2 separate regions of the Homo sapiens genome follow, and region 1 is linked to region 2. Evidence: read pairs that join two places in POLR2A ChIA-PET (ENCODE). Cell type or tissue: GM12878. All regions are shown on one strand. Each heading gives the region's core, and the rest is flanking DNA. Links, peaks and the distances in the headings are about the cores only. Region 1 overlaps LOC105372672 (a long non-coding RNA gene). Region 2 has its middle 92 kb from the start of ZNF217.

Evidence for each region. Peaks named below come from ENCODE experiments on the same cell type or tissue, not always from the same donor. Only the 100,000 strongest peaks of a DNase experiment are listed, where the experiment ranks them.
Region 1: POLR2A ChIA-PET joins it to region 2 with 9 read pairs; 15 of 35 experiments call an interaction of 5 or more read pairs at or near these places.

Annotation. Positions count from the first base shown.
Region 1 is chr20:53,633,924-53,639,300 of GRCh38, reverse strand. LOC105372672 (a long non-coding RNA gene) reads right to left here. Exons shown (of 3, transcript NR_134576.1): 3 at 4,711-4,771. Among named protein-coding and RNA genes, the nearest start is that of ZNF217, 43 kb to the right of the region's middle. In GM12878, for the core only: no CTCF peak of the experiment used is centred there; no DNase peak of the experiment used is centred there.
Region 2 is chr20:53,683,183-53,688,559 of GRCh38, reverse strand. No RefSeq gene overlaps it. Among named protein-coding and RNA genes, the nearest start is that of ZNF217, 92 kb to the right of the region's middle. In GM12878, for the core only: no CTCF peak of the experiment used is centred there; a DNase peak (open chromatin) is centred at 2,419; H3K27ac peaks cover 1,208 bases.

The DNA of each region.
Region 1 (5,377 bases), core at 232-5,231, 49 kb after region 2:
CTCTTGCTTTCCATATCCAGCTACTTACTTGACAATTCCACTGGAACATCCAAAAGGCATCTTAAACTTACTATAACACAAACTGAGTACCTTGTCTTCCTCCCACAGTCTTCTCAGTTCTGGTAAAGGAGAGTCCAGCATTTATTGGCTTAGGCCAGAAACCTCGGAGTCATCCCTGACTGCTCCCTCATGTATCTAGTCTAGAGCAAATCCTGTCTATTGTACCTTCAACATGGATGTAGAATCCCACTAGATAAATTCCAGCTCCTCTGTCAGCTCCCTGGCTCAACCCCTCATCATTTGTCATCCAGATTATTAGAATGCCTTCATTGCTAGTTTCACTGTTTCCATTCTTGCCCTCCCTTTCACTCTATCTTTCACTCTATTCTTTTTATTTTTTTTGAGATGGAGTCTCACTTTGTTGCCCAGGCTGGAGTGGAGTGGCGTGATCTCGGCTCACTGCAATCTCTGCCTCCCGGATTTGAGGTATTCTCCTGCCTCAGCCTCCCAAGTAGCTGGGATTACAGGCAAACACCACTACACCTGGCTAAGTTTTGTATTTTTAGTAGAGACGGGGTTTTGCCATTTTGGCCAGGCTGATCTCGACCTCAGGTGATCTACCCGCATTGGCCTCCCAAAGTGCTGGGATTACAGATGTGAACCACCGTGCCCAGCCAGTCTATTCTTAAAATAGAGAGATCCTGTTAAAATAAGCCAGACCACATCACCGCTTGCCTCAAAACTGCCATGGCGGGTGGGTGCAGTGGCTCACAGCTATAATCCCGGCACCTTGGGAAGCCAAGGTGAGAGGATCACCTGAGGACAGGAGTTTAAGACCAGCCTGGGCAACGTAGTCAGACACTATCTCTACAAGAAATTTTAAAATTAGCCAGGCATGGTGGCTCATGTCTGTAGTCCCAGCTACTTGGGAGAATGAGGTGGGAGGATCACTTGAGGCCAGGAGGTTGAGGCTGCAGTAAGCTATGATTGCACCACTGTGCTCCAGCCTGGATGACAGAGCAAAACCCTATCTCTCTCTCTCACACACACACACACACACACACACACACACACACACACACACACACCTGCCATGGCTCCCATCTGCCTCAGGCTAGGAGCAAAGACTGTGCGTGATCTGGTCCATCCTTGCTTTCTGACCTCATCCACTCTGCTCCAGTCATAGTGAGTTTCATGCCTTGCCAAGAACACAGCAGACATCCTATTTCAGGGTCTTTGCATTTGCTGTGACATCTGCTAGAATATTCCCCCAGATAAATGCATGACTGGCTCCCTCACCTGCCTCAGGTGTCTCTTCAAATGACATCTTAGGGCAGGAGTCAGCGAATGGTTAAAAACCAGAGAGTAGGCTGGGCGTGGTGGCTCATGCCTATAATCCCAGCACTTTGGGAGGCCAAGGAGGGCGGATCACCTGAGGTCGGGAGATCAAGACCATCCTGGCTAACACGGTGAAACCTCTTCTCTACTAAAAATACAAAAAATTAGCCAGGCCTGGTGGCACATGCCTGTAATCCCAGCTACTCAGGAGGCCGAGGCAGGAGAATCGCTTGAACTTGAGAGGTAGAGGTTGCAGTGAGCCAAGATCGCACCATTGCGCTCCAGCCTGGGCAACAGGAGCGAAACTCCCTCTCAAACAAACAAACAAACAAACAAACAAACCAGAGGGTGGATATTTTAGGTTCTGTGGGCCACAGGGTCTCTGTGGCAGATACTCAACTCTGCCTTTGTCAGGCAAAAGCAACCACAGACAGTAAGTAAACCAATGAGCATAGCTGTGTTCCAATAAAACTTCATTGATACCGGGCACGGTAGCTCACGCCTGTAATCCCGGCACTTTGGGAGGCTGAGGCAGGTGGATTACCTGAGGTCAGGAGTTCAAGACCAGCCTGGCCAACATGGTGAAACCCCATCTCTACTAAAAATAAAAATTAGCCGGGCGTGGTGGCACACCCCTGTAATCCCAGCTACCCGGGAGGCTGAGGCAGGAGAATTGCTTGAGCCCAGGAGGCAGAGGTTGCAGTGAGCCGAGATCATGCCATTGAACTCCAGTCTGGGCAACAGATCGGGACTCAGGGTAAAAAAAAAGAAAAAAAAAAAAAAAAGAAACTTCACTGTGGGCACTGAGATAGAATGTCACATAAGTTACTTTCAGGTGTCAGAAAACATTCTTCCTTTGACTTTTTTCAACTATTTAAAAATGTAAGACAATTCTTAGCTTGCCATTGTACATAAACAGGCAATAGGCTGGATTTGGCCTCAGTCCGTAATTAGTTGACCCCCTGCCTTAGGGAGTACTTCCCTGGCCATGCTCTCAAAAATTACAAACACACACACAATCCCTATTCAACCTATCCCTTTTCCCTTTCCTTTCCTTTCCTTTCCTTTCCTTTCCTTTCCTTTCCTTCCTTTCCTTCCTTTCCTCCTCCTCCTTCTTCTTCTTCCTCTTTTTCTTCTTCTTCTTCCTCTTTTTCTTCTTCTTCTTCCTCTTCTTCTTCTTTTTTTTTTTTGTTTTTGAGACAGGGTCTTGCTCTGTTGCCCAAGCTAGAGGGCAATAGCATGATCATGGCTCACTGCAGACTCAACCTCCTGGGCTCAGGTGATCCTTCCACCTCAGCCTCCCGAGTGGCTGGGACCACAGGCATGTGCCATCAAGCCTGGATAACTTTTTAAAAATTTTTGTAGAGACAAGGTCTTGGTACATTGCCCAGGCTGGTCTCAAACTCCTAGCCTCAAGCAATCTTCCTGTCTCAGCCTACCAAAGTGCTTAAATTGCAGGTATGAGGCACTGTACCTCGCCTTTTCTTTTCTTCCTTTTCATTTCATTTCTTTTCTTTACTCTTCTCTTCTTTCTCTTTTCTTTCTGTGGCCGGCCTTTCCTTTCTTTTCTTTCTTTCTCTCTTTCTTTCTCTTCCTTCCTTCTTTCCTTCCTTCCTTCCTTCCTTCCTTCCTTCCTTCCTTCCTTCCTTCCTTCCTTCCTTCTTCTTTCCTCTCTCTGTCTCACTCTGTCATCCAGGCTGGAGTGCAGTGGCACATTCCTAGCTCACTGCTGCCTCGAACTCCTGGGCTCAAGGGATTCTCCTGCCTTAGCCTGCCCCTGAAGTAGCTGAGAGTACAACTGGGCGCCAACATGTCTGGCTAATTTGTTAATTTTTTTTTCTTTTTTTTTGTGGCCGAGCTCAGTGGCTCAGGCCTGTAATCCCAGCAATTTGGAAGGCCAAGGCGGTGGATCACCTGAGGTCAGGAGTTCGAGACCAGCCTGATCAATATGATGAAACCCCGTCTCTACTAAAAATACAAAAATTAGCCGGGTATAGTGGCATGCACCTGTAATACCAGCTACTAGGGAGGCTGAGACAGGAGAATCGCTTGAACTGGGGAGGCAGAGGTTGCAGTGAGTCCAGATCATACCATTGCACTCCAGCCTGGGCAACAAAAGCGAAACTCTGTCTCAAAAAAAAAAATTTTTTTTTTAAGAAATGGAGTCTTGCTATGTTGTCCAGGCTGCTCTTGAGCTCCAGGCCTCAAGCGATTCTCCCAGTTTGCCCTACCAAAGCATTGGAATTACAGGCAGGAGCCACTGCACCCGGCCCTATCCTTCTTTCTTAACAGCTTATCATCATTTGCCTTTCTCTATATTTAACTTACTGTCTTGTTTATCTTTTTTTTACTGACCCCTCCCAAACCCCTAAGCTGTTACCTCCATGAAGACCAAGGTTTCTGTCTGTTTGCAGTAATGTGTCCTGACGTATCTGGCATATAGTGGGAACTCAACAAAGATCAGTGGCATGAATGGCACTGTGAAGAGAAGAGCCTGGAGGGGAAGTTGGGGTGGAGCTGCAGAGAGTGCTTAGGAGGCTACTGCTGTTGTGATGATCAACTTGATTCTTCAGCCTGGAGCCTTGAGCCTCGTCTCCAAGGGGCAAGGCGGGGAGAGGAAGGTGCTCTTGTTGGGTCCACTGCGCCAGCATCGTGCTTCAGGCTTCACATGTGATGGGCACAGAATACTTTTCAGCTGAGAGCAAATTTAGGCTGGAGAGCAGATGTTTTATGGATGGTGACATCATGTGGTGGGCAGAGAGGCTGTGGTTCTCAGGCCTGGGTCTGCATCAGAATAACTTAAGGGAATCTTCCAGAAAGAAATTAAGTCTCTCAGGTTGCATGCCACACTTTCCAGAATCAGAATCCCTTCAGAGTCAGACAGCTGACAGATAAAATCCACCTCTACCCAAGACCGACCATATGAACTCGGGCAAGTTACTTCATATTTCTGAATGTTTACTGCAGCCAGGCACGGTGGCTCACGCCTGTAATCCCAGCACTTTGGGAGGCTGAGGAAGGTGGATCACCTTAGGTCAGGAGTTCGAGACCAGTCTGGCCAACATGGTGAAACTCCCATCTCTACCAAAAACACAAAAATTAGCCAGGCATGGTGGCACATGCCTGCAATCCCAGCTACTCGGGTGGCTGAGGTAGGAGAATCACTTCAACCTGGGAGGCAGAGGTTGCAGTGAGCCGAGATTGCACCACTGCACTCCACCTGGAAAACAGAGTGAGACTCCATCTCAAATAAATAAATAAATAAATAAATAAATAAATAAATAAATACTGCAGAGCATAGATGGTAAATACCTCATAAACTTGCCCTGAGGGTTCTATGAGTTCATGTAAATTAATCTCTCAACACAGTATTTGCCATACGATTGCAGTAAACACCAACTATTTTTTATTTTTCAGGAGAAAGGCATGCTCACTGTGAAAAAAAGAAATAAAATTTAGATCAGCAAAAATAAGGTCACTCTACTTCCCCAAAATAACTACCGATAACGTGCTGGTGTACATCCTTCTAGATTCCACTCACTCTGTGTGCTTTCTAACACAATACCGAGAATCAGGTTGCCTGTCATCTTCAACTGCTCCCAAGAATCAACCCTGCATCTAATCAGGCCTCCAGGTCTAACTCCTGGTTTACAGGAAGTACAGAGAATGGAGAAACAGGTTCAATAACACCAGGGAGTTGGAAATCACCAGAGTTTAAAACGTGGGGAACTTTTACAGACATGTGTCCAGGTTTCTTTAACACGTAAAAAGGAAAAATAGCATTTTGGGAGGCTGAGGCGGGAGGGTCATTTGAGCCCAGGAGTTTGAGACCAGCTCTGGCAATATAGCACGACCCAGTATCTAACAAAAAATAAATAAAAACATGACCTGGTGCGGCGGCTCATGCCTGTAAGCCCAGCACTTTGGAAGGCCGAGGCGGGTGGATCACTTGAGGTCGGGAGTTTGAGACCAGCCTGGCCAACATGGTGAAACCCCGTCTCTACTAAAAATACAAAAATTAGTAGGGAGTGGTGGCGGG
Region 2 (5,377 bases), core at 289-5,288:
GATCTCCTGACCTCGTGATCCGCCCGCCTCAGCCTCCCAAAGTGCTGGGATTACAGGCGTGAGCCACCGCGCCCGGCCTGTAGAAACAGTCTTGATATGTTGACCAGGCTGGTTTGGTACTCTTGGCTTCAAGCCAATTTTCCCACCTCAGCCTCCCAAAGTGCTGGGATTATATGTGTGAGCCACCACACCCAACAGTTATAAGTGATCTTGATTTGCAATCAGACAGATCTAGTTTTATAATCAGCACCACCATTCAATAGCTGTGTGTCCTTGGACAAGTTACTTAATCTCTCTGGGTGTTTCTCATGAGTAATACATGGATAATAATATCATCTCCTTGCATGTTTCTCTGGATTAAATGAGACAATCTAGGCTGGGTATGGTGGCCCATGCCTTTAATCCTAGCACTCTGGGAGGCCAAGGTGGGAGAATCACTGAGCCCAGGAGTTCAAGACCAGCCTGGGCAACGTAGTGAGATCCCGTCTCTATTTTTTAAAGTAGAAAAAAAATTCAGAGAATCTAGAGGTTCTTAGCATAGAACCTCAATAAATGTTTAAAATAAAGCAATAATTGTTTAAACTGGTTTTCATCAGCTCAATATTTACAGCGCCTGTTGCAGAGCCTAGCACTTTTAAATACTGGGTGTTTAAAAAGAAACTTGGGTATTTATTTTCATGTTTAGGCTGAAATACATGAATACATATCATGCAATCAGGCTCAATTATAATATTTAGTTTTTTCTTTTTTTCCCATCCCCACACCCCTATATTTAGATTTTTTAAATACAGTGTATTAATAAATTACTCATGAAAGGAAACCAGCTTGTCCCAAAATTATATAGGAAATAATGCATATCCTACAAAATAATAAACCAGTTCATTTCTTTTGGAAGGAAAGAAGGAAGGGAGGAAGGAAAGAAGGGCGGGAGGGAAGAAGAGAAGTCCACAGGGTTTTCCCACAGAAAGAAAAAGAAATCTCACAAATCGGCATAATGAGAAAGATCAAAAACTCCATAGGCAATAGTATGAAATGACAAGTATAATTTCAGTTCTAATATTACCATAATATGGTTTTCAAAGAACTTCATTCCTTTTTAATCAAATAATTATGGGAATAATATACCAGTTGGCACAGAAAACTGTAAAAGTATTTTATTAGAGAAGACTAATTAGAAAATCTAGCATTTCTTTTAGCATCTAAAGGCCCCACAGTTTGGGAGGTTTTATTTAGTGCGAAGAGAAAAAACTTTCAGTTCTCTTTTGAGTTAGCAATCCATATTATTTTTATTTTATTTATTTATTTTTTTTGAGATAGAGTTTCGCTCCTCGCCCAGGCTGCAGTGCAATGGCACGATCTCAGCTCACTGCAACCTCCGCCTTCTGGGTTTAAGTGATTCTCCTTTCTCAGCCTCCTGAGTAGCTGGGATTACAGGCGTGCACCACTACGCCTGGCTAATTTTTTTGTGTTTTTAGTAGAGATGGAGTTTCACCATGTTGGAGGCTGGTCTCAAACTCCTGACCTCAGGTGATCCACCCGCCTCAGCCTCCCAAAGTGCTGGGATTACAGGCGTGAGCCACCACACCCAGCCATATTATTATTATTATTATTATTATATATTTTTTGAGACAGAGTTTTGCTCTTGTTGCCCAGGTTGGAGTACAGTGGCACAATCTCGGCTCACTGCAACCTCCACCTCCTGGATTCAAGCGATTCTCCTGCCTCAGCCTCCCGAGTAGCTGGGATTACAGGCGCCCGCCACCATGCCCAGCTAATTTTTTGTATTTTTTTAATATAGACGAGGTTTCACCAACCAGGCTGGTCTCAAACTCCTGACCTCAGGCTATCCACCCACCTTGGCCTCCCAAAGTGCTAGGAATACAGGCGTGAGCCACGGTGCCCAGGCTGGGCCATATTATTTTTATTTATTTATTTATATTTTTTGAGACGGAGTCTAGCTTTGTTGCCAGGCTGGAGTGCAGTAACACAATCTCAGCTCACTGCAACCTCTGCCTCCTGGGTTCATGCGATTCTCCTGCCTCAGCCTCCCGAGTAGCTTGGGATTACAGGCACGCACCACCACACCCAGCCAATTTTTGTATTTTTTTTTTTTCAGTAGAGACAGGGTTTCACTATGTTACCCAGATGATCTCGATCTCCTGACCTCGTGATCCACCCACCTCAGCCTCCCAAAGTGCTGGGATTACAGGCATGAGCCACTGAGCCCGGCCTGTTTTTAAACAATCACAATTCAGCAGCCCATGGTTACTCAGATTGTGAACTGCCTTAGGGCTGAGTAGCTGGTAAAGGTGAAATCCACGTTTCTGAATTCTGACCTGGTAAACCAGCTTCCTCAGACCTTGTAATGAATAAGATGGGTGCCCCCAGCTGCAGGTGAAGTGACAGTTTCTTCCACCCACAGGCCACTTGCTCCCCGCTGTGAGGAACCACAGGCCACACTCTCCTCCCTACCCCCACCAGACACATATCAAGCCATCTTTGGTAGCTGTAAGAACTTTCTGCAGACCCAGTCTGGCTCAGTTCTGGGGACTCTAATCACGTTCAGTATTATTCAGAGTTGGATTCTGACATGATCAGTAGACGAATCAAGATCAAAATACTTTCTAAATTAGTACTAAAATACTCAATATAATAACCCAGTGTTTTCAGAAAGAAATCTGCACAGCTGGGGCTCAACTTTTTCTTGTTTTGTTGTTGTTGTTGCTTGTTTTGTTTTGTTTTTTGGCTCTTGTTTGTTTAAAATAGATGGAGAATGTATGCAAATAGGCAAAATTGTAAACTTCTTGGTCATAAGTAAGGCCCTCTAATTACTAAGCAACACTAGACATTTCAAGAATTGACTGCATTTACAGAATGCTTTCCTCATCTGTAAAATGTGGGTAAAATTAGAACCTGCCACACCGGGTCATTGTGAAGGTTAAATGAATTAATACCTGCTCAATAAATATTATTTTTTCAAGTGTTCAGTCCTCCCAGGGGGTGGTCTCTCTTAGGTGTCACAATGTCTAATAAGGGCCAGCTACATAATTTGTAAGGTCCAGTGCAAAATGAAAACACATGGCTTCTTGTTCAAAAAGTTATTAAAAATTTCAAAGTGGCAGGGTGCAGTAGTGCATGCGCGCAGTCCCAGCACTTTGGGAGGCTGAGGAGGGAAGACTGCTTGAGCCCAGACATTCGAGACGGGCTGCTTCCGAGCACAGAGCCCTAAGCAACTGCTGCCCAAGACATACACCCATGAAGCTGGCCCTGTGTCTAGCAATTCCGTAACTTAGGGTTGAGAATACTGAGGACCATACATTTACTCACTTAGCGTAGACATTAAACGAACAACACTTCACTAAGTCTCCTGAACAAGTCACCCAATCCTGTGAACCTATGGGTGATAAAATATGGGGATTATGCTGTAAAACCAAGTGCCCTTATCTTGGAAGTCTAGGGAATCCATAAATAAACTTGGAGAATATTAATGAAACCCCTGTAATTGTGCACCTAATCTGTTTGTGTGTCTTTTCCTGGGGAAATGCTCCATGAAGAATCCGTGAATCCAAACACAGGGAGTTGGAAGTGCTCTACCAGCCTTTACATTCCTAAAATCGACCGAGGGAGGGGACTCACGCCTGTAATTCCAGCACTTGGGGAGGCTGAGGCGGGATGATCACTTGAGCTCAGGAGTTTGAGACCAGCCTGGATACCATAGTGAGACCCCCGTCTCTACCAAAAATACAAAAAATTAGCCAGGTGTGGTGGCACGTGCCTGTAGTCCCAGCTACTCAGGAGGCTGAGGTGGGAGATGTCTTGAGCCTGGGAAGCGGGGGTTGCAATGAGCCGAGATTGTGCCTGCACTCTAGCCTGGGTGATCCAGCAAGGCCCTGCCTCCAAAAAAAAAAAAATCGTATATATTTATTTATTTATTTATTTTTGAGTCAGGGTCTCTCTCTGTCACCCAGGTTGGAGTGCAGTGGTGTGATCTTGGCTCACTGCAACCTCCACCTCTTCTGCCTCAGCCTCCCAAGTAGCTGGGATTACAGGCGCCCACCACCACACCCCGCTAATTTTTGTATTTTTAGTAGACACAGGGCTTCACCATGTTGGCCAGGCTGGTCTTGAACTCCTGACCTCAGGTGATCCACCCACCTTGGCCTCTCAAAGTGCTGGGATTACAGGCGTGAGCCACCATGCCCGGCCCAAGAAAAACCTTATGTGAATTCCAAAGATCTTCTGTAGGCCAGGGTTGAAAAAAGATAAATCAGTCAATCAATCAATCAGTTAATCCCTAAGATCAGCCGGGCACGGTGGCTCATGCCTGTAATCCCAGCACTTTGGGAGGCCAAGGCAGGCAGATCACGAGGACAGGAGATCGAGACCATCCTGGCCAACACGGTAAAACCCCGTCTCTACTAAAAATACAAAAAATTAGCTGGGCGTGGTGGTGGGCGACTGTAGTCCCAGCTACTCGGGAGGCTGAGGCAGGAGAATGGCCTGAACCCAGGAGACGGAGCTTGCAGTGAGCCGAGATCACGCAACTGCACACCAGCCTGGGCAACAGAGCGAGACTCCGTCTCAAAAAAAAAAAAAAATCCCTAAGATCTTTGTGTTCCCCATTGTTTAGCATAGGTGTTGCATCTAGTGGACAATCAGTAATGCCAGTTAGCAAAGGCAGGTAGGAATGAATGCCAAGTGGGTAGGGAACAAATGGCATTAAGTCCCTCCTTAGTACTGTGGTAAGAAAACAGAAGAAAGAAAAATCGAGTTAAGCATCAAGGCTGCTAACATTCAAATCCCAGCTCCACTGTCACTGCCATGGGAATTTACATGGTCACTTCATATTGTTAAGCCTCTGTTTTCTCATCTGTGAAATGGGAATAATAAATAATGCCTCCTTCACTAAGCTGTTCTGGGGATTAAATAAGCTAATCACTGAGAAGCGTGCTAGGTATACTGTGAGTCTCAACTTCTGTTAGATCTCTTTTTTTTTTTTTTAATTTTTTGAGACGGAGTCTTGCTCTGTCATCCAGGCTGGAATGCAGTGGCTCCATCTTGACTCACTACAACCTCCACCTCCCAGGTTCAAGGGATTCTCATGCCTCAGCCTCCCAAGTAGCTGGAATTACAGGTGTGCACCACCAGGCCCTGCTAATTTTCATTGTTTTTTGTTTGTTTTTTTCCTGCTTTTTTTTTTTTTTTTGAGATAGAGTCTTGCTCTGTCACCCAGGCTGCAGTGCAGTGGCACAATCTCGGCTTACTGCAACCTCTACCTCCCAGGTTCAAGCGATTCTCCTGCCTCAGTCTCCCAAATAGCTGGGATTACAGGTGCACGCCACCATGCCCAGCTAATTTTTGTATTTTTAGTAGAGAC